3 separate regions of the Mus musculus genome follow, and all the other regions are linked to region 3. A link is a loop called in an ENCODE intact Hi-C map of the cell type or tissue named here. Cell type or tissue: left cerebral cortex. All regions are shown on one strand. Each heading gives the region's core, and the rest is flanking DNA. Links, peaks and the distances in the headings are about the cores only.

What was found. A loop is a pair of places that touch in the nucleus more often than their neighbours do. Peaks named below come from ENCODE experiments on the same cell type or tissue, not always from the same donor. Only the 100,000 strongest peaks of a DNase experiment are listed, where the experiment ranks them.
Region 1: it touches region 3 in a loop (2.6-fold over the local background); 4 of 42 quality-filtered maps call a loop at or near these places.
Region 2: a loop joins it to region 3, with 10 times the contacts of the local background. A loop is called at or near these places in 24 of 42 quality-filtered maps.

The regions. Positions count from the first base shown.
Region 1 is chr2:126,357,188-126,367,574 of GRCm38, reverse strand. Atp8b4 (ATPase, class I, type 8B, member 4) reads left to right here. Exons shown (of 28, transcript NM_001080944.3): 21 at 5,672-5,819; 22 at 8,624-8,807; 23 at 9,336-9,559. Among named protein-coding and RNA genes, the nearest start is that of Atp8b4, 130 kb to the left of the region's middle. In left cerebral cortex, for the core only: a CTCF peak has its summit at 4,371 (motif pointing right); a DNase peak (open chromatin) is centred at 4,370.
Region 2 is chr2:125,889,774-125,900,160 of GRCm38, reverse strand. It overlaps Galk2 (galactokinase 2), which reads right to left. Exons shown (of 10, transcript NM_001291002.1): 4 at 6,718-6,808; 5 at 3,370-3,516. Among named protein-coding and RNA genes, the nearest start is that of Galk2, 29 kb to the right of the region's middle. In left cerebral cortex, for the core only: a CTCF peak has its summit at 6,870 (motif pointing left); DNase peaks (open chromatin) are centred at 4,868, 6,873 and 8,688.
Region 3 is chr2:126,031,113-126,039,112 of GRCm38, reverse strand. The region is part of intron 11 of Fam227b (family with sequence similarity 227, member B); the gene reads left to right. Fgf7 (fibroblast growth factor 7) reads right to left here and starts at 4,455. Exons shown (of 4, transcript NM_008008.4): 1 at 4,263-4,455; 2 at 3,113-3,668. The coding sequence starts at 3,398. In left cerebral cortex, for the core only: CTCF peaks have their summits at 4,590 and 5,526 (motif pointing right); DNase peaks (open chromatin) are centred at 4,629 and 5,525; H3K4me3 peaks cover 188 bases.

The sequences.
Region 1 (10,387 bases), core at 923-8,922, 330 kb before region 3:
CACTCCTCCATTGTTGATGGAATTGCAAGCTTGTACAACCACTCTGGAAATCAGTCTGGCGGTTCCTCAGAAAATTGGACATAGTACTACTGGAGGATCCCGCAATACCTCTCCTGGGCATATATCCAGAAGATGTTCCAACACATGTAAGAAGGACACATGCTCCACTATGTTCATAGCAGCCTTATTTATAATAGCCAGAAGCTAGAAAGAACCCAGATGCCCCTCAACAGAGGAATGGATACAGAAAATGTGGTACATTTACACAATGGAGTACTACTCAGCTATTAAAAAGAATAAATTTATGAAATTCCTAGGCAAATGGATGGACCTGGAGGGCATCATCCTGAGTAAGGTAACCCAATCACAAAAGAACTCATACAATATGTACTCACTGATAAGTGGATATTAGCCCAGAAACTTAGAATACCCAAGATAGAAGATACAGTTTGCAAAACACATGAAACTCAAGAAGAACGAAAACGAAAGTGTGGACACTTTGTTCCTTCTTAGAATTGGGACAAAACACCCATGGAAAAAGTTACAGAGACAAAGATTGAAGCTGAGATGAAAGGATGGACCATATTAAGACTGCCATATCCGGGGATCCATCCCATAATCAGCCTCCAAACGCTGACACCTTTGTACACACTAGCAAGATTTTGCTGAAAGGATCCTGATATAACAGTCTCTTGTGAGACTATGCCAGGGTCTAGCAAACACAGAAGTGGATGCTCACAGTCAGCTATTGGATGGAACACAAGGTCCCCAATGGAGGAGCTAGAGAAAGTACCCAAGGATCTAAAGGGATCTGCAACCCTATAGGTGGAACAACTTTATGAACTAACCAGTACCCCCAGAAGCTTGTGTCTCTAGCTGCATAAGTATCACAAGATGACCTAGTTGGCCATCAGTGGAAAGAGAGGCCCATTAGTCTTGCAAACTTTATATGCCCCAGTACAGGGGAAGGCCAGGGCCAAGTACTGGGAGTGGGGGGGTGGGAGGTGGGGGGTAAGGTTTGGGGGACTTTTCGGGTAGCATTGGAAATGGAAATGAAGAAAATACCTAATTAAAAAAAACAATAAAAAAGTGATTTTGCTTTATTAACTTTAGAAGATGGGTGACATATTTAGTTAAAAGTGAGATTATAAAACATGCATAGAATGATATGTTTTGCCAATACACTCACACACACACACACACACACACACACACACACACACACACACACGGCACTATACATGCATCCTCCTAACTACCTTTCAAGCCCTGGGAAGTATATGCCATGGTTCTAAGTAATGGAAAGGCAACCAGCTTCTTCTTTTTTTTCTCTTTCCTTACATAATTACTGAGTAGTAGTATTCATGCAAATTTTTACAATTGATAAAAAAACAACAAACCCTAGCTGGGCAGTGGTGGCGCACGCCTTTAATCCCAGCACTTGGGAGGCAGGGCAGGAGGATTTCTGAGTTCGAGGCCAGCCTGGTCTACAGAGTGAGTTCCAGGTCTACAGATCTACAGAGTGAGTATACAGAGAAACCCTGTCTCGAAAAAAACAAAAACAAAAACAAAAAACCAAAAAAACCCTCAAAACACCCTAAAAACACGTTTTACTTTAATGAGAAGAAAACTATTCAAAGGAAAATAATTACATCTAGGTGTAGCATCTCACACGCCCCGGGGTTACCTTGCTTAGCTGACTGGCTGGCCATGCTTATTCTAACTCAGACTTGGAGGTTCCATCATGTTTTGCATGTACCATGGAAACAATGTATGATAGAAAATTCTGCAGGCAGAGTGAATACCTTTCCAGAATGAATATGCTTCCTATGAAACTCGAGGGGAAAGAGCTCCTAAGGGGAACCATTGTTTGGAGGTCCCCGCTACATTCCCAGTCTTGGCGATTTATATCTAAGCCCACAGCCTTGGGGATTAAAATCATAAATGTGTGCCCTTTCATGTTCTTGTGCTATGTTTTTGAGTTCATGCAAAAAAAATGTGTTGAAAGAGAAGGATCTGAGGGAGGAGCCATTGGATGGACAATATGTACATGCTTGTAGTTAATCCTGTCCAATGTGTTTAGATGTCGTCAACATCGATGAGTAATGTTCATGCCACGCAGCACGCACATAACATAGTTGTTAGCCATTTTTGGACATGTGGAACCCTGATTGAGTTGGTTCCCATTGATGCTTTAGTGTTGGCAGCATGCCCACAGGTTTAAGTTAAGCCCTATGTTGGCCACAGGCCCACAGGTCTACAGTCATCCCTGTGTTAGTCTCATGCCCACAGGTCTACAATTAAGTCCTGCCAGTTTCTGAGGTTATTTCATGGATTCTGTCATTTTAACAGAGCATGTATCTTCTGCTGCAAGGAAAATAGACAATGAGGTTTTGATCAGTCAGACAAGATAACGCATCCAGTGTTTCATTTCTGAGCCACCATGTTTTGTTCTCAGAAAAATTCATTAAATGACCCAGCTGCCTCCAAGTACCCACGCAGAGACACTAGGACTCTATAGCCCCTCTCTAAGCAGTAAAATCTTTAATCACTGGTACCTCTTGTAAATGGCTCTTGGGGCAGGTACTGAAAATTAGCTGTGTGATGTAGGCTGTTTATAAGATATTGGCCAGTTAGGAGTCCTTTCGTGGAGCAGAACATAACACTGACTGTGATATCATAGAGTCATTAATGACAGTAGCGACCAAATAGGTTTGAATGCTCAAGTTCTGTTATCCCGAGTAAACTGTTTTAGTAGGTCAGGTTTCTTCTCATAAATTGTAACACTCTAAAGCATTACATTTTGACTTCTGATGTGCATTTTGGTGCACACAGTTCCCTGTTTTCAGGGGGTTGATCGCTCTCTGAGCCGGTCCCCGATTTCTGATCGACGATAAAGGATCGACGTCTTTAACAGTCTGTGGGGCAATGAACTGGAAGCTTGAACTAAAAAGTTCACTCACTTCCTTTCTTCCTCACTCTCTGAAGGGCGGTGCTGTCTCCTTCATTACTCTCTGGTGGCATATCTTACTCCAACCTAGAGATAGCCTGTGGCTGGCTGTATATGTAAAGCCATTTGTTTTGATAACCAAGAACTAGGAATTTGGAGTCCTGGATCTGCCCCGGACTAATCAAGTGGCCTAAAGTCAGATAGCTAATCTGTCAGAGGCAGACCCAAGTTTCCAAGGAACAAGCAAGCTCAAAGCTCTGGCCTTTTACCAAAGTCCAAATTATTTTCCTTTAAACATAATGTCATAATTTAAATCTATTTCCTAACAGATCTCTTTTACTTCCTGCATCTAGAGTGCCAGGAAAGGACTGAGGAAAATGGCTCATCCCTCGCACCCCCTCTCTCCTTTGCAGGCTGAATGCATGGCTGAGCACAGCGCTCCCTCCCTCCGCTGTAGTGTGTTCAGATGGTATGGGCTGTGAGTGCTCTAGTCAACTCAACCCTGCCTATGGTTCTGCATTACAGCATTGTACTAAACTGCCCTCATTACAAAGCCTAGAAGGCAGAGCCCTTCTTTTCACATCTGTTTGTATTCTGAGGTCCAGTAGAATGTCGGATGCCCACACACTGTCCATCTTCACCGAAAGGTACTATGTGTAGCTTTCTTCCTTCCTGATGAATTGCATTTGCAAGAACCAGCTTGTGTTTGGAGAGCTGAGTTCCAGGAAGTAAGAGAAAGGACAGCTATGAACACCCACCCAGGTCTTACAGTGCACTCATTCCAGTCTGGCAGGGAGTGAAGGCCTTGGAGGGTGGGGGGAGCATTAGCAATTTTAGCAGAGCATAAAAATTGTTCTTTTTCTGCCTGGAAAGGGACTTGTGTCACATGTTAGGGAGACATTGTTGGGGAAAGCTCCTAAATAAGTAGAATTTCAGCCAGTGTGTTCATGAACTTCACCCTCCCTTGGAATGTTTTCGTTTTGCAAGGGGGAAATAGAGGTTGAGTCATTTACACAGCAAATGGGAGCCTCACCAAACAGGAAACCCTGGGAGATGTTTTTTTTTTGCTTCAGTGCCTTCTCAAAGCCCAGTTTATGAGATCTGCAGTGCCGTCAGAGACACACATTCATGTCTGGTATCATTTCTCCCATTCATCAGATGGCGCTGCCAGTTTTCATGACCATGATGAGCGTTCATTGGGTTGCTTATCTACCGAGGACATTGGAGCCTTCTGCTTGCAACAGTAATCCTCTGTGCCTGCTCTGTCTCCTTCCCCACAGTGCATTTCAAACAGCCTTCTAACCTTACACATCCTTTTGTTTGTTTCTGCAAACTGCCTGCTAACTGTCTGATATCATCCTTGGAACCAAGGCTGAGTGACAAGTCTAAGTGCAGGCACGATTTTGGTCCCGGACAGCAGAGGGCAGTGTTGAGCCAGGAAACAAGGTGACCTGCCTTTGCTTCTGGGTCTGCTTTTGTAGTTCATACATAAACTCTTGGTGATGCATTTTTATATGCATCACTGTATGTTAAATAACTCAAAAGCTGAAGGCATAATGCTTGTTTTAATATGACCATTCTCTCCCATCAGAGGATCTTCAGCATAAACTCATTGTAATAAATGCTTTCCACACTGGGCAGGACATCAAGAAGACAGTTCATTTTGCCATAAGTCGAAACATCTGCTAACCTATTCTTCACTTTCTGTTTTCTTCTGGAATTCATCTATACATGTAGTGGTATATTCACATGCAGGGGCTGGCTTGGGCATCCTTCTGCAGGGGACATCTGCCGGTATTCCTATGATGGAAGCTACTGTGGTCATGCCAACAGACCTGTTATTTATAACCTGGTCACCCACAGGTCTTCTGGGTGGGAATTTACCTTCCTATTAAAGACATTATCACATTTTTTAGGAGAACAGTAGAATGCCAGTTCTAATGGGCTTATGTCATCATATAAGCTACTGATTAGGTCTTTAGCATTGCGAGGAATTTCTATTTGTAAAAACCCCATGTTTGGAGTTTGGAGTTTCTCACAAGGTCATTGTTATCATTTAAACTTATGAGGATTTTATTTTTACTTAAAATATTTTTCTTTTATTTTATAATAATAAATGGCATCATGAATCTCTTTCAAAGTTAAACAAAATGTGTTTATAAGTGGACTATTGTTTTCAGCCAGGTTATATAATGATGAGCGCATGCGCGCGCGCGCGCGCGCGCACACACACACACACACACACACACACACACACACACACACACACGTATGTACGTACGTCAGGAAGAAAGGGAGAGGGAAAAATGGAGAAAAGGAAAGAGAGAGGGAAGGAGGGGAGTGCTCTGTAATGAGAAGGTTTCATTCATCGCCTTTAGTTTTTGTTTAGCATATTGAAAAACACCGTTTTTCCAGAGAGTGGTTCTTTATACACCAAAGCTATCAAGATTCCTTGGTTAAAGCCAGTTTTTAGGTAGTGTAAAATGTTTGAGGTAGTTCTGTTTTCTCTGTGTTTAGCTGCCTAGTTCCTTGTGCTCCCCCAGCCCCTGCAGGATTGACATGCACTGCTGTCTGGCCTTCCCTCTGCTTGGTGGCCTAATACCTGGGCCTTACGCTGAAGAGTGGTAGCATGAGTTCATTTCCAGGCCGGCCTCTTGGTTCAGTTATAGACAAGCTCTGTGTGCTTTGTTATGCCTTTTTTTAATTCTCTTATTCTTTAAGGAAAGCAAAGGAAAATTTGCTTGGACAAAGCACGAGTTTTTCCAATGGACATGCAGTTTATGACAACAAGCAGCGGTTGGGGTTGGACGCGGGTGCAGGAGAGGCTGTGACAGGAGAATATGCCTTAGTCATAAATGGCCACAGTTTGGTGAGTTTGCCCGAGGCTGTTCTTCTCTTTTTCTTTACTCCAGCAATCATCTCTTTTGTGCTGCCTTAATGAGAGTCTCCTTTGTGTTTTTCAAACAAATGTCACTACAAGAGATAGGGCGTGCACAGGATTTCCTGTTTGCAGAAGGAAAGACTTCCAGTGTGCCTTTCAGACATCATTGTTTGAAGGATCGCACTGGATGTGAGGCTCTGGAGAAACAGTTCGCAGGGAGTCTATGAGTTCTGCCTAAACGGTTACTTCCGTTGCTTCGCAGAACGGTTTAAACGCTTTTGGAAGACGGTGGGGGATGGCGCAGATCAGTTTTTCAGTTACCGTTCTTGCGAAGGTTTGTGATTTGCGAGTCATAACCTGACCTTCACAGAATTACCACGCCAAATCATTGCCATTAAGATACCTCTGGTGGTTTTTCTAAATAGCAACGTTCTGCAGCAAAGCCAAACGATTTGATTTCATTAGGAAATCTGGCTCTTGTCATAATAGAATAAACTTGCATTGTACTTCTAACGCAGTTCAGGTTCCAAGCCCCAAACAAAACTCAACCGCTCCTCCTGAGTCTCTAATTAGAATACAAAAGCCCCGACTGCAGTCTCGTGAAATTATCATTTCTATGTACAAAGAACTTAATCTCACATCTTTCTTTGGCTTTGGTGCTCATTTTTCACTTTGGAGTTTGGAAAAAATGAACGTTTGTTCTTGAAGGCAGTTTCTTAGTGGACAAAAGAAGTTGGAGCTGAGTCTATTAGATTCCCCCTTGTGACCGTCCGCCTGTTAGCTCCTAGCTCTCTAAGCACTATCCAGCTGGATCCCAGACGCAGCAGAGTGCTGCTTCCACACCGTGGAAAGTTACAGAGCTCAGCTGCAGGCCAAGCTCAGTCAAAAACTGGTCCAGATGACATGAACTTTTCCCTTGCACAGATGAACACCAACTGAAAGTTATGTCTGTCTGCTGAGATCTGGAGTTGAGTGGCCTGGGCAGCTCGGTAGGACAGGATCCCTCCTGTATTATGCTTTTGACAGGCCCCTGGGCTTGAGGAAGCAGTGTTTGTAGGGCATGGGCTTTCTGGTGATAGTCACCTAGCCTGTCTTTTCCTCTGTTGAAAGAAGGCTCTAAGCTGGAAGCTCTTCAGGAGCCCTGTTTGCTTCAAAGCCCTGTGCTCATGAAACCATGAGATGTCCTTCTTCAGTTAGGGAGAATTGTCTGTATTTTTGCTAGTACAGTCAGGTTTTGTTTGCTTTCTTTTTAAATCATAGCTCCAGTTCTCTCAAATTCTGAAGCTTTTCTGAATGTATCCAGGTCTGTCTTCATCAAAACCCAAGTCTACGTTTAACTTGTTGATAATAAAGAAAAATGAGCAGAGGCAAAAGGGGCCATTCTGAGCAAAAGAGCCAGTTATATGCCTTGTCTTTCAGAACATGTGGTATATTTGAGAATGATGGTCCACAGTTTTCTGAGGCATATAGACTTTGATATAGAATTTTTCTGCACCAGAGTCACAGCTTTGGCCTCATTTACCCACCCATTGCCTCATACCATTTTCATTGTTTACACAGACTGGCCAGGTCACAGTGCTAGAGAGTGGCCGAGAACTCAGACATGATTGGAGCATAGTCCTTGTTTGGGAGATCACAGTATAGTTCTGATAGAAGTATGACAGATACTGCAAAAGAGGCATTAATGCAATGCCTTTAGAGCACAGAAATAGGCACGTTTAATTATTTGTTTAAAAAATAAACAGAGGAGACTTTCTGGCAGAGCGGATGTTATTGAGTAAAAATGCTAGCAAATACAAAGATATAAAGGCAGTCTTTTAAGTAGCAATGCAGCCTGATGGGAATTATAAGAGGACCTAAAGGTGCTACCGAACAGAGCCCCTGAAGATATGCGGGCCAAACTGGAGTGGGCTGCGAGTGTCTCACTAAGGGTTCACTCTAAATAGCTGTTACTCAACAGCAGACTCATGTTTTCTCTGAATGTGTCTAACATAGAGTACAACGTGAGATGTTTCTAGAAATGTAATTGTCCAAAAAAGTTAATTGGAGAGAATCATGTTCTCTTTTCAGTAATTGCTGAGGGTATAGAAAGGCTCTTGGTATGTGGAACAAGGGTAGGAATTGGTTGGGGAATCCTGACTGAGGCCCAAGTTGCCTGTCTCCCTCCTATTCAGGCTCCTGATTTCAGCCACAGTGTTTTGCTAGGGACAGCCTCTGCTCAGGTCCTTTTCATCTTGCCTATGCGTTGGCAGTCACAAACACTAAGTCTACAAAACAGTGCAAAGGACACTAGCAGTGTGCCATGTAGAAATCACCATGGTTGGCAGTTCATATCAGCAGGTTCTAGCTGTTGCTTCTATTGATTTTCAGTAGTTCCTAGTAGAACTTTATAGTAATATATATATTTTTTTAGACAGGGTTTCTCTGTATAGCCCTGGCTATCCTGGAACTCATTTTGTAGACCAGGCTGGCCTTGAACTCAGAAATCTGCCTGCCTCTGCCTCCCAAGTGCTCGGATTAAAGGCGTGCGCCACCACTGCCCAGTACATAGCAAGATCTTGCCAAGATGGCATGGTAACATATCAAGGAGGCACACTGAGGACATAGCTCTTATTTTTATGTTAAATTCCCTTGAAACTTGCCAACAGCTCAGTATTCATGTCTTGTTACTGATTCTGTAACCCTGAATTGATCAAGTAATGAAATGGTTCTGAAATGAAGTCAGTCAAGAACCATGCTATTTGCTTTGTAATTTACAATCGTCATGTGTTCTGTTTGCTTTGATGACACAGGCCCATGCCCTTGAAAGTGATGTCGAGAACGATCTTTTGGAGCTCGCCTGTGTGTGTAAGACTGTGGTTTGCTGCAGAGTCACCCCACTCCAGAAAGCCCAAGTAGTAGAGTTGGTAAAAAAGCACAGAAATGCTGTGACTTTGGCCATTGGTGATGGGGCCAACGATGTCAGCATGATTAAAAGTAAGAGGGTATTTTCTCAATGAGACATACTGCACGCATGGAGTCCTGCTTCAGCCTGTGATGCAATGTAATAGCAATGTTCATTCGTTTAATTTTACCATGGTTCTTATAAAAATTATACTTTCTGGGCAGCACTTACATAACTACTAGTACCTCTAAGGCATTTCTCTTCAGTTAAAACACCTGCATATTTCTTAGTTTAGAAAAGGGCATTGCTTGCCTTCTACAGTTTGAGAGGGAGAGACCACTCAGGGCAGGTAAAAGCAGCCAGCGCTTCGTTCCTAGCAGCTGGGGTTGGTTCCATCTTTGATATTTACAAGTGTAAAGTGCAAATTTCCAACCTTTACCCAGCCCAGTTTTCTCTTAGATAAAACTAGGATCAATACTTAACCATGTGACTAGTTCAGGATATATGTGAAAAACCATAATAATTATTATAGTTATACAGTTACAAAAAATGGCTAACATAAAAGAGGAATAAGTTTCTTAAAGATGCTGCAACTCTTTCTCATCTTCTTTTCCCTCTAGGTGCCCACATTGGCATTGGCATCAGTGGTCAGGAAGGACTGCAAGCAGTCTTAGCCAGTGACTATGCATTGGCTCAGTTTAGATATCTCCAACGACTGCTTCTTGTTCATGGAAGGTGGTCCTACTACAGGATGTGCAAGTTCTTATGCTATTTCTTCTACAAGAACTTTGCGTTCACCCTTGTGCACTTCTGGTTTGCCTTCTTCTGTGGCTTCTCGGCACAGGTAAGTAAAGTGCACCCTTATAATTCCTCCCATGAATGGCTCCCACTCTCCAGACTGTCTTACTGATAAAGAAAAGATACTTCTATGCCTGATCCAAGACAGTATAACCATTCGGTGATTTGAGTGCTGATGAGCTTTGAATCCAACCCACATAAAAATAGCTGGAATTTTTCTTATGTATAGAGTAACTAATTACAGTATCTTGCATATCTTTTAGCTTTTTATGAAATGTGTTGGTTTGATAACAGATAAGCCTTATGAAGAATTTTTAATATATATTTGTATTCTTTAAAAATCTCACACAGTCATAGTACACCCACCTCATTTGCAATTCCTTCCAGATCTGTTTCCTCTCCACCTCCCAAATTTATGTCTTAAAACCTTATCACTTGCCAAATCCAATTTGTGCTGCCCATAAACTTGTGGATGTAGGGCCATTCATTGGTACATGGTCAACCTACCGGGGCTCACAGACTTAAAGAAAACTGAGTTTCTCTCCACTTGTCAGTCATCAACCTCTAAAAGCTCCTTAGCCAAGCCGATGGGTGGGTCATGAGCACCTCTCCTGTATAGGCTAGAGTGGTGCCTGGCCTGATCTTTGCAGGCCTCATGCAGGCAACCACAGTCCCTGTGTGTTCATTAGTGCAGGGCCTTGTGTCCTGAGGAGACCGGTTTCTCACTGGCATCTTCCTCCTTTGTTCTGATCTCTGGCTCCTATGGTCTTTCTGTCCCTTCTTCCTCTGTAGTTCCTCAGGGAGATGAGGCGTGCAATAGATGCCCTATTTATGGCCATGCACTCTGCAGACACTCTACATTTCGATCAGTTGT
Region 2 (10,387 bases), core at 1,453-9,452, 140 kb after region 3:
TGCCCTTCCCTCTGGGTAAGAGCACTGGGCTCAGATAGTACTATAAAAATATATACATCTGCTATTTCTTAAGTGGGGAAATAGAGAGAGCCAAATTTAATTCTAAAAGTTCAAGTGTTCTTTTTTATCTTTTTTTACTTTTCCCTCAGATAGTTATATCAAGGGTCAGAAAAAGAATAGTAAGCTTTACCAATCCTCCCCTTAAAAAAATAAAAATAAAAATGAAACACTTTCTCTCCCCCCCCCATTCTCTCCACTGCACTTGACTAGTCATTAAAAATAATATTAATTGCTGAGCAGTGGTGGCTCACACCTTTAATCCCAGCACCTGGGAGGCAAAGGCAGGTGAATTTCTGAGTTCGAGGCCAGCCTGGTCTACAGAGTGAGTTTCAGGACAGCCTGGGCCACACAGAAAAACATTGTCTCAAAAATAAATAAATAAATAATAATAATAATAAAATTTAATTATATAAAAGTGAAGTCTTTGACTTCAGCCCTCCCTCTAGACAGTGCCGTCCCTTTTTTGTATGCATCGACAGACTTTCATAGCTAATGAACACTCTTCTTTTCCTACTTCCCATAGATCCTGCAGCCCATCCCTGATATATGGCATGGAAACTACAAAGGCCTTACCTTCTTGGCCTCTTGGTAGCAGCTGACCCTGCCACTCACATCACGAAGAATTGTCTTCCTTGTCTTTGCCGTTCATCCTTTCTGTTTTCCCTACCTCTTGGACAACTCTTCTTTCTCTTCAGTAGACAACAATAGTGCTCGTGCCTCGCTCACTCTTGTTCCCCAGACCTGAACCCTGATTGTCGCTACCTCTACTCTAGCTATAATGCATGTCTTCCCCACTCCAGAAACTTCACCAGCAGGAGGATTGTGAATTGGGGGATAGCTTGAGATACATAAAGAGATCCTGTCTAAAAACTGAGTTAGTTATATTATTCATGATCTTCAAAAGAGCCTGGCAGTTGGAAGAATTGGTTCACAAGTAAAGACTGAATAGTTCTGCAGGCCTAGGCTCTGCATGCCTAGGCTCTGCATGCCTAGGCTCTGCATGCCTAGGCTCTGCATGCCTAGGCTCTGCATGCCTAGGCTCTGCATGCCTAGGCTCTGCATGCCTAGGCTCTGCATGCCTAGGCTCTGCATGCCTAGGCTCTGCATGCCTAGGCTCTGCATGCCTAGGCTCTGCATGCCTAGGATCTGCATGCCTAGGCTCTGCATGCCTAGGCTCTGTATGCCTAGGCTCTGCATGCCTAGGCTCTGTATGCCTAGGCTCTGTATGCCTAGGCTCTGTATGCCTAGGCTCTGTATGCCTAGGATCTGTATGCCTAGGCTCTGTATGCCTAGGATCTGTATGCCTAGGCTCTGTATGCCTAGGATCTGTATGCCTAGGCTCTGTATGCCTAGGCTCTGTATGCCTAGGCTCTGTATGCCTAGGCTCTGTATGCCTAGGCTCTGTATGCCTAGGCTCTGTATGCCTAGGATCTGTATGCCTAGGATCTGTATGCCTAGGCTCTGTATGCCTAGGCTCTGTATGCCTAGGATCTGTATGCCTAGGATCTGTATGCCTAGGATCTGTATGCCTAGGCTCTGTATGCCTAGGATCTGTATGCCTAGGCTCTGTATGCCTAGGCTCTGTATGCCTAGGATCTGTATGCCTAGGATCTGTATGCCTAGGCTCTGTATGCCTAGGCTCTGTATGCCTAGGCTCTGTATGCCTAGGATCTGTATGCCTAGGATCTGTATGCCTAGGCTCTGTATGCCTAGGCTCTGTATGCCTAGGATCTGTATGCCTAGGATCTGTATGCCTAGGCTCTGTATGCCTAGGCTCTGTATGCCTAGGTTCCTCATACCCAACACTTAGCTTCACCTCAGGCCAGAGTGCCATTTAGAAGCCACTGCAAGGCATCACGGTCAGAAACTTGAACAGAATCCTTGACTCTTTGTTGGCCTCTAGCTCACACCTGATCAGTGCTCATATCATACTAATTCTGTCCCACATGGACCTTAAGCTGAATATCTAATGTCTTGCATTCCTATCCCTTCTCCTTGTCTTTGCTTCATCCTACCCTGTGCCTTGTGTCCCACATTCTGCCATACACAGATCTGCAGTAATGTAGCCAGTCAATCCTGGCCTGAAACCACTGAAACTGAACCCAAATGAGTCTTCTCCATTTAACTGTTGGTGTTGGATATTTTGTTAAATACTTATTAAACTATCAGATTAAAGACTGTGCCAGAGAAGGCATAGTTCACATATAGATTTTTTTCTTTCTCTCCTCAAAAACAAAACAAAAAAACAAGTACTATTGCAGTGAGCAAGCTAAACATCCCATAAAAAAAGCCTGTTTACAGCAAGGAAAGTTTTCTCTTTGTTGTCTCCCTTCCCCGTGTGTAAAATTTTCACTATAAAAATTTAAACACACTTTTTACAAACTAATCATATGGCTAGCTTTCTACCTTTTAGTCTGCCTCTTACGTTGTCCATTCCCAAACCATCTGTGGACTTCAGTTTACACACATGGGTTTAACAGAGTGGTTCTCAGTCTGTGGGTTGAGATCCCTTTGGGGGGTCACATATCATATCTCCTCCTTATCAGATATTTGTATTACGATTCATGGTATTAGCAGAATTACAATTATGAAGTAGCAATGAAAATAATTTTATGGTTGGGGTCACCACAGCATGAGGAACTGTATTAGGGGGTCACAGCATTAGGAAGGCTGAGAACCGCTGGTTGAAAAGAACCTGCAATAACATCTCACCTGAAGCAGAGCGTTCACGTACTAATTAAATCTAAGCTCACCTGCTCCAAGCTGGAAAACCAGAGATTTATGCAAATTTGTGAAGGCTTCCTGACCTCAGGTGGAATTTCTGTCTCCTTAAGGTACGCACTTCCTCCTTGAATGGGACACTCAGGCGACTAACCCACATATACTGGGTATTAACGGGGACACACTTGGCTCCTTTCTCATCTGTTCTCTATCCTTCCTGCCCATTGCCTGTCAGTACTTAAGGTTTTAGGTGAAAACAAAGAACAAAAACTAAAAAACAGAACAAAAACAGGCCCAACTATGAAACCTAAAATGTCTTACTCTGAATGTATATTGTCAAAGCTTCATATATAATCCAAGAGTACCTCACTACAGTCAGACAGCCCTGTTGACTGGCTGGTCAGAGACTAGCAACAACACTAGAGTGAGCGACCACAGGCAGAACATATTAGATTAGGGCACTTCCCACAGATGTTGGCTTTTCCTTTCCAGTTAAGACAGGTTTTTTTTTGGTGTTGAGGAAGACAGTCTGACTGCGATGCAGATGCTGTTGTGGAGGTCTTATGAGGTTGACATAATGGTGCTTACCTTGGAAAGTCTCAGTCCCAGCACCGTGAGAGTCACTAACCCAGCACAGCAAACCAGAGCACTGGAGCTGGAGAGGCCCGAACTCGGGGGTATATTTCCATCTACCAGGCAATTCATTCCAGGCAGCTTACTAAGGCCAAAGTGTTCCTAAGAATGTTTAAAAATAAAATGCCAATAGTCATTTCAGGATTGAACCCAAGAAGCAGAAGAAACTGCTATCAGTCCACAGAGGGGAAAACCATACGACACACACAAAGCTTTTGCAGTAACTGGGGTGAATCATTCCAGTAGGAGCTACACCTGCCATCTGATCTAATGGCTGGGGATGAGCCCTCTTTTTTCAACAAAAAGCTACTCATTCACATAAGGAAACTGCCTCAAATGACTTTTCTTTGAATATCAACTGATTTGAACAAGTATAGAAAAACCATAAAGCAATTACAATTCAAGTCGCCCAGAGAGGCAGGAGATCCCTAGTGATGGGGCGCAGGTTGAGCTTTAGCCCTGCAGCATCTTGTATAAAGTCTAACCCAACAGCAGCTGTTTCCAGGATAGCTGGCCTCAGGAGGCTCTCTGAAGAAAAAGAGCTCCCACTCTACCAACTCCATTTTTTATCAAGAAAAAAACCTAAGCACTAGGAGGTTTAAAAAATTCCCAAGGTTACACAAAGAACGCTTGAAGACCCAAGACTCTGAAATTGTCCCCATGCAAAGAATGCTTAGAGTGAGACCCAAGACTCTGAGTCTTAACTGACTTCTCCACTGCTGTGAAAACTGGGGCCACCAGTGTCACCATGTTTAAATTTAAATGCCTGCCAGCTATGTAAGGAAATTCAGAGGTTTTACTGGAGTTATTAATGCAATTTAACATCTAGTAGCTTCAAAGACAGCCAGATTAGAATTTATATGTAAATGATATTAAATTCCCCCCAAAAAAGGCAGGGAAATTTTTACAAACAGGAAAGACCAACCAAATTGGACTCTGAGTTAAAGGTAGAAACCTCTAATGTATTTGAACTGACGTGTAAGACTTGAATTGGGAAGTGATATCATATTATAATCTTCATTATTTAGGATTAAAATAAACCCAGCCCTCCCTTCTTCTCAAGGAAAAGAATGTTCTTCAGAAATTTCTCAGATAATTCAAGACCAAAGTTTGAGAAACTATTACATTACCTAATTATGCATTTCATCATACATATTCTTCTAGGGAAAAATTTCAATAAGCAAATTAGACTAACCAAAGGAGCAAAATGCTGCAAATAAAATCTGCTTTTGTCCTTAATGTTTTGTCTATTTTTTTTCTTCCTTGGCAAAAATCATGGGCCACAAAAGAAAAGATTCAGTTGGATGTACCTCCTGATTCCAAGTCATCTAAAAATCTCCTTCCAGAAACACAAACAAATTATACACTGAAGACGTGCCATTGCCAACGCCCCGCTGTACAGAACATTAGGCAGCCCACTCAAAGGCAGCAGTCCTTGGGGAACACTATATATTTAACCATAAACTGATCCACAGACTGTCTTGGATGTGAATCATAGTTACAAACTTAGCACGCAATGTTTAAATTCAACAGTAACAGCAGACTGAAAAACACAACTGAGTTGTGCCAAACATTGCAGTAGCTTTATCCCAAAAGGATAACATGTTCAATTTCACATAAACAGACTATCCCTTGGAACTTTCTAGTATTTTAATTAGAAGGTTTCTGGACTGCTAACATTGAAATTACTTTTCTGCCAAAAGGTCATTGAAGAAACCTGTGTTTTTGCACATAAGTTGTCAAACCAAAGAAGATTTTAAGCCTCTATCCAAAATAATACAAAAATATACTATATATACATATATACATATCATATACATATACAGAGAGAGAAAGAGAGGTGTCACTTTACCATATGATACTAAACAGGCATGTTGTTACAAGAAAGGTCAGATTGCATTTGCTGACCAATGCTTCCAAATACCCTAATTCCCACTAATGTGGATGACAATCCAAATGATTTGAAGATTTAAAACAGGCCAATAACTTTTCCCAGAAGTTATTACCATGTGTCTTGAAAAAAGAGCCACATTCTCAAGAAATTAATGCTGCACTCCTAGACCAGACCTCCATGACAACACCCCCAGGACTACACATCCCAAGTTACACCCCAGGACTACACATCCCAAGTTACCCTGACTGGCTTCTATAAGACTATGTCACTGAGTCCTAAGCAGCTTGTGACAATTTCAGATAGTACCCTCCAGGCCACTTGGATCATAAGCTCTCAAAAAAAAAAAAAAAACCAGAAAAGTATGTTTATTAGTTTCCTTTTGAATCACGAAGACAAAAAAAATATTTCTTAATATTCTTAATCTATGATATATCACAAGACTCACTACAACTAAAATAATTATTGAGTGAATGTTAATTTAAAAAATAAAAGTTAAGGGTCTAGAGAGATGGCTCAGTGGTTAAGAGTATCTGTTGCTCTTAGAGGAGGAGGACCTGGGTTCAATTCCCACAGAGTGGCTAACAACAGTCTGTCACTCCAGTCCCAGGGGACCTGATGCCCTCTTTCGGCCTCTACGGGTGCCAGACACCCAAGTGATGCAGGCAAAGCACCCACAGGCATATAAAGAAAATAAGTAGATTGGTTTTTAATTATTAGAAATTAAAATTAAGAACACAAAAAGAAACACAGGAGTGGTTCTGAAAACAGCAAGTATTGGTTTTATCTCTGTGCTTCCTACTCTCCTAACTGTGAGAGAAAGTGGAAATATCGCACTCTCCTAGTCTTATACACAGCACTGAAGCTATGACATTAAGATTAAGTCAATGTTTCTGAGAAACTACTCACAGTAAGACCTTCACTACAACCCTTTTATTCTCACCTGGACAAGCAGTAACAATGCTGGCTACCATCCCCAAATGCCTAAAGGCCCCAGCAAAGTGATGCCCTGCAAGCACTCCTCATTGAATAGCAGTGACATTGTTTCACAGATAAAGCCAAGATTGAACTCAAATTAACAAAGCTGGATTATGCCCATATTCAAACCCATGGCTGCTCAACTCTAAGTCCATTTCAGTATACTCCTGTACATCCCAAGAACAGAATGTAAATACTAGGACAATCTCTCTTCAAGGTGTATTTAATGATGCATAGTCAGTGGAAAGAAAGACCATGACCACTCCTGTGAGCACAACCCAGAGGCAATCATATCCCCTCCCCCCGCCCCTGGCCTTGAAACAGAAGTCAGCAAAATACAAGAAAAGCATCAGTACTAAAAGAAGACCAAAAACATGGGAGTCAATCTGGAATAACATGACTATAATCTCAACAGCTAGTAAGCATCGATTTACCTGAATTCCCTTAAAGCCACACAAGAAGTAGTTGTGCCATAGAGGTTTGGTCTTGTCGATACAGATGTTATTAGCTGTAGTACTGAAGTCTCTGAAAAAAACAAGACACATTAATTTAAGTCTGTACGCCTTGAGAGGAAAAAAAAAAACCAAATCAATGGCTGACTGCTGCCCTCTTGTGACAGGACACCGATACCAAGTCTCCTTTCTTTCTTTCCCCCCCCCCCCTTCTTTTATTTTTTTAATTAGACATTTTCTTTATTTACGTGAGTCTCCTTTTCTATTTACTTAAACGTGTATCTCAGTCTCCAACAGTGGACACCTCCAGATGCTAAAAACCAAGAGAGAAAGTTGTAGTAGCCTTATTGACCAATCTACCTCTAACTGGCCCTTTTTATTTCCAGAAACATCTAGGAAACAACATACTTCAGCATAATCTACACTCATTTTTCCCTTTCAGGTTAGTGCTTCTTAGCTAGTATAAATACATGAGTGCTTTATCCTCTGCGCCTGCTACCAGACAGATGCCCTGGTGAAATGGAAGGTCTCCAAGTTCTCTTTCTCCACATTCTCTGATAGCCATCTAATGTATGATTTAAGAAAAATAAATAACAAACAAAATTTATTTTAAAGAGTCATGACCTATTGTGAGTCTACACTGATATAAAGTTACAAGTGAATAAGCAGCTAAAGGAAGAAAAAGGGAAATTATTTTTCATAATAAAAGGCCAAGCTCAGTGAGATGCTAACAACCTGATCCCTAGAACCCACATGAGGAAAGACAGGAACTGACTCCACAAAACTGTCCTCTGAGTTCCACAATTGTGCTATAGAATGCATGCCATGCATCCACATCTCACACACACACAGAGGGAGGGATAATTAATAAAGTACATCAATTAACCAATATTGAAGAAATAATGGAAATTTAAAAGTATTGCATGCTAGTGGTTTCATCAACAGACCTCTAAAGTAAGACCTTGATGAAAACAAGATATTTACATAGTGTCTACTCATTACCTCAGTATCACCAGCAGCCACTTACTAATTGGAAGAAGAAAATAGGAACTTTGTTAGAAAGTTTCTGGTTCAGCAGGTTGGTCTGCTTCTCTGAATTCCTCAGAAAAGCCTAACTCTCCTCTGTTCCTATCTCTATTCTACACATGCCTTCCCTAACACTTTGGGCTCCTCCCCCCTCCTTCATTTTCTATTGTCTGGAATAGAAAGCATCCATGCTGGCTCTTCTTTAAAGGTTTGGTGGAGTTCAAGGGTAAAAAGTTGTAGACCTGCACTGTTTGTAATATATCTAATCCTTGAGACTTTCATACAATGCATTTTGATCACATTCGCCTCCTCGCACATCTCCATAACTCCTCCCAGGTCCACCCTCACCTCCCCAGTCCCACCTAATTTTGTGTCCTTTTTTAATAACCCATCAAGTCCAGCTTGTGCGCCCCATATATTCCATGCTGTGGGGCCATTCATAGAGCACAGTCAACCTACCAAGGGCCATATCCTTAAAGAAAATTGACTCTCTTCTCCCCAGAAACCATCAGATGTCCATAGCTCCTCAGTTAGGGGGAGGGGCTCACGCCCGCTGATCCATACTAGAATGTTAACTAGCTTTGCCCTATGCAGGCAAGTACAGCTACTTCGTGCTCCTGAGCACAGCAGTCCTGTCACATCCAGAAGACGATCCCATTTCACTCCAGTCCTCTTCAGCATCTGGCTCTTCCAATCTCCCTGCTCTCTCTTCTGCCATGGTCCTTGGGTAGGGAAGTGTGATGCAAAAGTCCCATTTGTACTATCCACTGGCACTATTCTCTGCCCGTGGATCAGCTGTGAGTTTCTGCATTATCCACAGATAATCTCAGGGAGCCGCTGTGGTTACCCCTATACTATTTATGCCACTATTCTACCCACGGGTATCTCTTCCCATACCAGTCGTGCACAGGGTTCCCAGCTGGGTAAGACTGCTGATGAAAGCTCTCCCCTAGCATCCTACGCAGCACCTCCTGCCACTGTGAAAGTGAGCCAACAGGGAGGAAGGTTCCTGGTCAGAACCAATGCTATTTCTATGTCTTGTGACAAGTATGTAGTATCTTCAGCAACAGGCCTTACCAAAGTCTGGACTTTATTAATTGAAAATGTTGTTTGTTTAGTTGAGGTTTTTCTGTTGTTGTTGTTTTGTTTTTAGTTGTTGCTTGAATCTCATTGTTTGTTTATTAATCTCTATAAACTGTTAATCTCATCCAGATTTAATATGAGTAGATTATATGCACCTACATATTCATTCATTCCTTTCAGATTTTCCAACATCATAGAATGTAAGAGTTCTAAAATATATCACAACTATTTCCTGAATTTCACTAGTATCTACTGCCATATCTCCCTTTTCATCTCTTACTTCATTAATTTGGGCCTTTGTTCTCTTTCTTTTGGCTAGTTTGGCTAAGAGTTTATTGATCTTGTTCATTGTTTCAAAGAATTGACACTTTGTTTCACAAACTCATTATATTTTTAAATTTTTATTTCATTAATTCCTTCCTTGATTGTAATTATTTCTTTCAATCTACTGATTTTTGATGGGGCTTGTTCTTGTTCTTCCAAGACCCTAAGGTGAATTCTTAAATTAATGATTAGAGAACTGACCTTTTTAATTAATTAGTTATTTTCCTCTCTCTCTCTCTCTCTCTCTCTCTCTCTCTCTCTCTCTCTCGTGTGTGTGTGCCTGTGTCTCTGTGTCTATCTGTATTTCTGTGTATGTGTCCACATATCATAGCACGTGTGACGTCAAAAGCTGGTGGGCGTCAGCTCGCACCTCTAATGTTGGGTCCCAGGACTGACCTCAGGCTGTCAGGTTTGCTGGCACATCCTTTTCCTCACTAAGCTGTTTTCCTGGCCCTTCTCTACTTTACAGCTTTAATCTCCCCTCCTAGGCTGCTTTCATCCATCTCCTAACTGCATTAGGTAAAATTCAAGCACACTATGCTAGTTCAGCAGTGTACAGCAGTGACATCAAACACCTCTGTTTGCTCTCCCAGTTAATATCCCACTCAGGAAAATATAGAAAGTTCCTGGGAATTATGTTCTATACCACACATTCATCTCTACTACATCCAAGTCCCACTTGATTACTGCAAATACTTCAACTAATAGAATATAGCTGTAAAACAAAACAAAACAAAAAAACCTGCAAATAACACCAAATGCATAATGCCAATGCAATAACATAAGAAACACACATACAAAAAACAAGGTAATACCTTGAAAAAGTATTAATCTTACAAAATTGGCATCTGGTGTGAGTAAGATGGTAAATGTGGGTGGAGTTCTGAGAAAAGTGAACACTTCTGAACTGTTGGTAGGAATGGGATTTGGCATAACTATTATGGAAAACAGTGTGTTGTTTCTTCAAAAAATTAAAAACAGAACTAGCATATCATCCAGGAATCCTTGTGTTTGGTATATACACCCACGGGAAATGAAACATCTGCTATCCCCATGTTTGCTGTCAGCTTACTCAGTAACCAAGATATAGAAATAGAATTACAATATACAATGTGACAATTATGTCTTCTTCTGTAATTTGGAAATTAAACACATAATATAATCATGTCATTTAATAACAGGGATATAGTATATGAAACTTATTATTGGCTACTATTGT
Region 3 (8,000 bases), core at 1-8,000:
TGATCTAAACTTGATGGAGGAGACTAAAGCGAGGGCTCCAAACACCACGGTACCTGAAGTGAAATTTCAATTCCCCTGAAGATTTGAGGCACTAACGCTAACACCAGCCCACCACTCCCCTCTCTTCCTCTCTGCTCTAAATCCACCCAGCCCAGCCCAATACCTCGGGAGCACATTACACACCCAAATCTTTCACCTGTTTCTACAAGGCTTCCCATATCTACCAGTGTTTTATAAAGCATATTCCCAGGAGGTCCGTATGTGCTTCGGTGGGTAGCAGGCGTGCCTAGCATGTGTATGACCCCAGGGTTCCATGCTTCCCTAGGGAAGCAAGCAGCCTGCCAAGACTCATCCATACCTTCAGGTCAAATTGCCTTTCACTCAAACAAAAGCCATGGGAGTGGCTAACGAGAAGAAAATGAAAACCAATGCTTCCAAAAGGAAAGTTTAAGGACTTCCAAAGTTAAAGTTAAAGGGCTTCCAAAGAAGTTTAAGGACCTGCTTAAAAGTGGAAGGCATCAGAGCCATGAGAAGGAAGTCTGGGGGTTGATGTTGAGTTTTATTTCTTTCTGAATGATTTCTATTCATTTGAGTCCAGTCACTATTAGCTGTCATTCTAGTGACAGCAAGAGGGGGACCTCCTCCTTCGGATCACTGAGCTAACTCTGAAGACTCTGAAAGCTCAGGAAACCACCCTGAGCTTTTGTGATTGCATTTCTCATGCTGCTTGGTTACAGTGAACAAGTTCTTCTGAGCACACTATTTGGACCTGGATTCCCTGACTCAGTAGCTCCAGCCTCACATACGTCTATCTGCTTATGTTCATTCTTAAACTGAGCAAGTCTGTCTCAACTAACAGGCAACAATTATCAGATTTTTCTCCTAATACATTATTCTCCTTTATTCTTCTGACTCTTGGATTTTCTACACACAAAAGTCCCATCACATCTGTCTAACTTGGGAGAAACCTTATCTTGTCTTTTCAGTAGGATGGCAGGACAATGGTAACTATTTTATAGTTTATCTGAGAGATTCTCATGAGGTCTTACTCTCTCCTCGAGATTGAATTATGCCAAGAAAGTATATAAATTTAGACTATTAAAAGACTTGTAAGAAACATATTTGGTATTTGCATAAACAATGTCAAGTCTTTCTAAGTACAAGGCACTCTGATAGTTCAACACCATGATTTTGGGAAAGACTTTTGTCTTTCTTATTACTATAGAGTTTGCTTCATGAAAAAGGGGGTTTGCTAAACAGGCTTTAAGACTTCTCAGGTTTAGCACTATACCATGTTTCAAATTGTAAAGTGATTTTACCAGTTTGTAAATGTGTACAAATACCTGAAATTCATGAGCTCCAGGAATTTAACACAAAATAAAATTCACATATATTTACATGTTCCAATTGTAACTACTTTAATCTCAAATAATCATAGTACTCATTTTCACTGACTGTTCCCACCCATTTTTTTTTTACCTTTTTTTATGAGTTAGTGGAAAGCATCCAAAGGGATTAGTCATTAAATAAAAAGAAGTCTGCAATTGAGCTATGATAATAACCTTGTTATAAAATTTGCAACTAGCCCTGACTGCATGGTTAGTCTGGAGAGAGAGCAGGCACTTTTGCCTCACTGTTGGGGTGACAACTAGGTAATGAGTATTGAGGCTTTACATTGTGTGGTACGTTCCCTGCCTCAGAACCAATTAGACTGTGAGAAGGAGAAAGATTTTGAAAAATGCATCCATGTTTACCAGTTGAAGATTGGGAACACTAAAGTGCCCCAAAGTCATTAACAGACAGGGACGGGACACATGCTGTCACTGCCCCCATGATTCTGTTATCTACAATAAGGCTCGATGATTTTCAAATCAAATGAAAAGGCCACATAGAAGGGACGGTCAGCAAATCCTCCTCCAGTGGCCACTGCTGAGCTGGGTCCCATGGAATCAGTCCTCCAGAAGGCATGTTTCCTTGCTCAGTTTGTATGAGTTATGGCTGAAATGAAGGTCCCTCATTTTCATTTTGGAAAGAGTCACCAAACTCTTATTTTTTGGTCAGTGAGTTTAGAGCCAAAAAGATATTTCAGGAATAGATAGGAACTACTTGGGGTGGCCCTGTCACAGACACCCAGCTACACTATTGTCTCCATGTATCCTTCTCAAACTATACTGCCACACGTACTATCAAACATACAGTGTCAACGCCACCCATGTGTTATTAGTGCTAAGAAATCTATTTCCACGTGTGGGTTTTAAATACCTAAGGTAAATGTTGAGTGTGTGTTTTATGCCATTGCATTTAATACTACTGAGATTAGTTACTAACTGTAACCATCAAATGAAAACCCAAGCCCTGGCATTTTAAGGTAAAAAAACAACTGGGTCTAAGGAAAGTGGGGTGCTCCAGGTGAAGGTCCCCGACCCAACCTGCCTTCCAACTCAGCTCTGCTTCCTCAAGGTTATGTTCCTCTTAAATTAGCAAGAGACTTAACATGACAGACTCTTGATAAAGAAACTGCTAAAAAAGGTCTGTTACCTGTGGGTGGGGAGTTAAGGAATCTAAAACAAACTCATTAGACTTTTAAAGATGTTCCAGGGCATCACCGACTCCCTTCTGTTTTAGAAGCACACAGTTTTTGGTGCTCAGGAAGTAGATTCTTAACCGGTTAGTACCATGGCAGAGTCCTTTCAAAAGCAACACCACTAATAAAGACAGATACATCCTCTGCTCCTTAAACTCCTGGCTGGTAGTTTGGTGAACACCTACTGAGAGCTCTATGCACACCGCTGCTGAGCTTTGCTAGGGAAACAATCACACATGAGCATGCGTGCTCACTGACATGGTTTCTTACTAACCAGTAGTTTGGATTTAAGCCACAGAGTATTTTCCAACTATATCAGTTCCAACCATAAGGTGAGGACACTTGCCCTATTACCAGAGATATTTTAGGGAGTTAGTGCAGAAATCCCAAGGTAGAAAAATTAGGACTTGATATATGACACTGATTTTTTTTTTTTGCCCCCATAGGAAAGGAGAACACAGCACTGGAAAGTGAACCTTAGACAAACCTTAAAGAGCTAAGCAGGGCTGTGATAAAGGCATCACTTACTGTAGCTGTTCTTCATCTCCTGGGTCCCTTTCACTTTGCCTCGTTTGTCAATCCTCAGGTACCACTGGGTGCGACAGAACAGTCTTCTCACCCTTATATCCCCTCCTTCCATGTAGTCATAACTTCTGGTGTGTCGCTCGGGGCTGGAACAGTTCACACTCGTAGCCGTTTGCTCCGGACTCATGTCATTGCAAGCTAGAGATATAGTGCCCACTAGACAGACGAGGTGGAAGCATGATCTGTAGAGCAGAGTTGGCAGGATCCGTGTCAGTATCCATTTGCGCATTATAGTGTAGTGCCCCGGGTGTTCATGAATAACATAATGAGAATTGAATCTTGCGTTGATTGCTACTCCTAGGTCATGGGCCTCCTCCTATTTGTGAACTGGAGATTGATGAGAGAAAAAGTCGTCGCTCTTTCCAAACTGTTAACCTTATCTTTTAGCTTCTGATACCAATAACACGATTCCTCCTTCAGGAACACAGCTGATAGGTATATCCTTATAGAAACAGGTCGTGACAAGGCCAGTTGCTGCAGTGCGGTTGCTCCTTGACTTCTGCTCGAAGAGAGAGATTAGGAATGGGGAGGGGGAGAGGAGAGGGAGATAAAAAAAATTGTATGTATAAATTTCAGTAGTTAGATAGTCTAACATGTCAGTGTAGTTAAATGTTGAAAGCACGTTTAAAACAGCTCCCACAGAGGACGTGAGCATCTCTGCCACTCTGCACATAGATTCAGAAGCGCTATGCGTTAGTGAGGAGACACCACAAGAAAACCACACCATTCATTCCAGTTGCTATCTTGTCAGGAAACACTGTGTACTCACAGCTATTGAGTTAAATCAAGTTTTACAGCCTCTATCGACAAAGTTGAAGTTGAATTCCCTGGAATTCATTAGTCTATGCTTTTACATTTGTGCTTTATAATTATTTTCCCTTAAACTACCCAGATTTTTCAAGTTAAGTGTCAGGATTGCCCTGGAGAACCTCAAGAGTCTCCTTCCATCCGTCCGTACTACAGCACAATTTCTGTAGATATTTTCACAGCTCAAAAGTCTTTCCCCCCTGACCCCACCCCAGGACAATAACCACAGAAAGAGAAAATCTTTCAGAAAAGAGCATTGTTTTAAAGACAAATAACAGTAACTTACTTGTTCTGTTTGGAACAGCTGGGTACACAAGAGTTCCGTGTCTGCTGTCTGCCTCGTGCAACTTGAGCCTCTCTACTGTAGCTACAAACTATTTCTCAGCTGAGAAATCCCCCAGCAGAATCATAATTGTTTCCATAAATCAACAGGCAAAAGGATTTTCTCCGTGTGTGAGCGCGTGCGCTTGTGTGAGTGCGTGGAGCCTTTTATTCAGAGATTTTCAATAAATACCTTTGCTGACCTCATTGGAAGCAATTAAAACTTAACCAGTGAGCTGTTCGTTGTCTAAAACAGCAGAATTAGGAGGCTTGTACACTGTTGAGTGGTCGTAAGGGGGAGCTGTGGACACGGCTTCGGCTTAAATCCACAAGTGGGCATTCACGCTGTGGAAACAGACCTCTGATTCCCAAGCCGTTACAAAGAGAAAGGAAAATGTTAGACCTTTTAAACACAGAAGCTGTACAGTCTGTGAAAAACATATGTCCCTACAACATATATAAGGGCTTCTTAAATGTTAGATGATCTTTACAATACATTGGCACGGAGGAGGTTGGTAAGTGAGGGTATGTTTTTAGTCCTTCAAATTCAGAGCACTAGAGCAACCCAAGGCTCAGGGCCTGAAAGCAGGTATCCCTAGGCAAGGACACATCTTTTCACAGATCTTGCACAATTGGGTGTGAGTCTTTAGGCTGAGAAGACCTAGTTTCTTACCGGACTGGGATTCTAACAAACAGTGTGGCCTTGGCTCCATCCCTTACTTCCCCATGGCTCAGCTGCTGCTTCAGGTATCAAATCAATGGCCACGTCTAATCAGGCTAGGGTGTGCTGCCGTTTTAACATCCTGTCTTGTGATTTATTTCAAAGGATGACACACAGAAGCAAAGGACACATAATTTGCAAAACTATCATTCTTTTAGAAAAATGGTTTCACCTTAGTATTTGACTTGTGCCTTCCTGAGAGCAATAGCATAAAAAATAACTGATAATTCCAGGAATAATAAGGCCAATAGCTAATGGATACAAGAGAGTCCTTTTGCTTTCCAGCCTGAGCTTGTGCCTATCCTGTACTGAGCAAGACTGTGACTGTCTGTATCTTACACTTAGTATGGAGCCATCGTATCACCACCCTAAATGAATATTTAAGAATACATACATTAAAATTCTCTTTTCCTTGTACCTGCAAAACACACACACACACACAGAGAGAGAGAGAGAGAGACACACACACAACTTCGCACTTAACATACACTACCACCAGGTGGTGCAGGTAGACCAAATAGAGACAGAGACCCAAAATTGAATCATTTGGATGTGATTGTTCTTCCCTTTCCCATTGTGCTTACAGAGGGCAGAGTCAACAGCACCCCATATTTCAAACATACACAGTTGTCTTCGATTCATGAAATATTAAAGCACTAGGCTTTCAAAGCAGAGGAGGGTGTGCTGTTCTATAACTGTATCTATTTAAAGCCAGAGAGTTCAGAACATCCCATGATTTTTCTCCCAGGGAGGAATAGGAAAGGACAGAAGGTATGATGATGTTCTTAGTGATATCCCACCATCCGGGGGCGGGGACATTAGTAATGAGCAGATTCAGAATTCTTACGAGTTGACGTTCCATAGAGAAATGGAGGTTATGCAGTCAGTTCTCAGTGCACACTACAGAATGCCCAGTCTCTTTACAATGTGCAGGGGAGGGAGTGTTCGCAATGTTGGAGCCAAGGTATAAAATGACTCTCTGAGGAATGTCACTGAGCAGGTTACAGTCAGGCAGGAAATTGTATCAGTTTAAATTCCTTTCGAAGTTATTGATTACTTTCCAGTGATGGGACCAAGACGGGGTGGGGAATTTCATTCCTGTCCTTGAGACCCTTACTTGTTAGCAATGGTTCTCATTAGGCTAGCGGTTCAGCTATCTGTAGGACAGCTGCTCTCTTTGTCCTTGTGAGTTACCCAGTGGCAGACATCCTCTGTCCTTACTGTAAAGCACATACAGAAGAGAGCAGCAGAGTTCCCTGCTCTGTGCTCTTTCCAGATAACGGTAGCTTCATCCTTAGTTGAAAATATCTCCACCTTGTGCATTGTAAATCCATAAGAAAAGGATCTACATCTATTGACTTTTAAAGATTAATGTTGTCACCTGAAAAGCTTCAAATAGAAGCGTATCTCAAAAAGAAGAAGTGTGTCGCCCTTGCCCCTCGTGTTTGGGAATTTGTATTTCAAATACAAAAATAAAGATATTTAAAATAAATTTGCATTGAAAATCATTGAAAAACTCATAGAACTTCTTTGATGCAGTCAGTTGCTATATGAACTTCCTAGCTTTTCCTAACCAGTCTTCATCACAGCCTTCATTCTGTGGAGAGACAAATGATAGAAACTTTGACTTATGGAATTTTATATTTCAGTTTACATTTTTACCATGCTTAAACACAAAAGCTATACACATATATACAGGAGAATTTTATACCCTGTTCTTTTACATACAAAGAAGTATTATCACACACACGAGAGAGAGAGAGAGAGAGAGAGAGAGAGAGAGAGAGAGAGAGTTATACATGTTGCTTTTTATTTAGTAAAAATACAAAATCTCCTATCTCAGCATTTAGAAAGCTCACTCACTCTCTACACTGCATGCTATTCCATTGAATGGGTATATCTCAATGTGCATAGCCAACCTCTATGAACATTTCATTTTTACCCATATATTTTACTGTGGAACTATTATAATGAATGCAGTTATAAATATGTCATTTTATGGTATACAAATATAGCTGTAGGGCTATTTTCCAAAAGCTGTCTAGACATCTGTCTTCTGGTTCCAGGTAGGATAGACACTCTTGAAATTGGGACAAGGTTGAATTCTACTTATAAAAATGACTATGTATATGTTGTGCCTTACATCTGACATTGTTCCAAACTATTCCATCCACATTTCTACAACTAACCCCACACTAGATTTGTCTTCATCATTTCCTGTGTGGTTTCAATATATAAATTCAGTCTTGACTCTGGATCATACTGTGCAACCAGTCTTACTTATCATCTTGATTCATCCATTGAACAAATATTTATTCAATAACTCTGTGCTGCCAGATGCTAGGTTAGCCCTCTGAAGACACAATGGTGAGTATCTTGGAAGTGATCCCTGCCTTTGCAAAGCGTGCATTCCAGTGAGAGCACAGTATAAACAGGGATCTGGGGATGGTAAGGGGCGGGGAAGCCAAGAGCTTAAATTCCAAGAACGGAAAGAAGGCCCAGGCTAATGATCACAAGCAAGAGGCTAAGCAAAGAGAGAGGCCTGAAGCTTGGCAGATACAACTTGACATTAGGAACTGTGTATACTACAGAAGAAACTTAGGTTCATTTAAAAAGAATAGGACACAGGAAGACAGACCTGTCTTTCCAAACAAGACGGACCTGGTTAAAGATAGTAAACTCGGGAGGAAAACCAGGATGGAGCAATCCCTGAGGTCCTTAATCCTATAAACAGCTCGTTTGCCTTTGGCACAATGCTGTAACATCTAAACACTAACTGCACAGAAGATGTAAAGTGTGAGTCATATGTTCAGCATTGCGGTGTGCCTGTGACTCAACTTGTAAATATCTCAGTATACAAATGCCATTTGAGCCTTTCTATCCCTGAGTCTGTAACAAAATGGCTTCGTTTAATTTTGTAAAAACTCAGAAAAAACAAACAAACAAAAACCAACCAACCAAACAAACAAACAAAAAAACTCT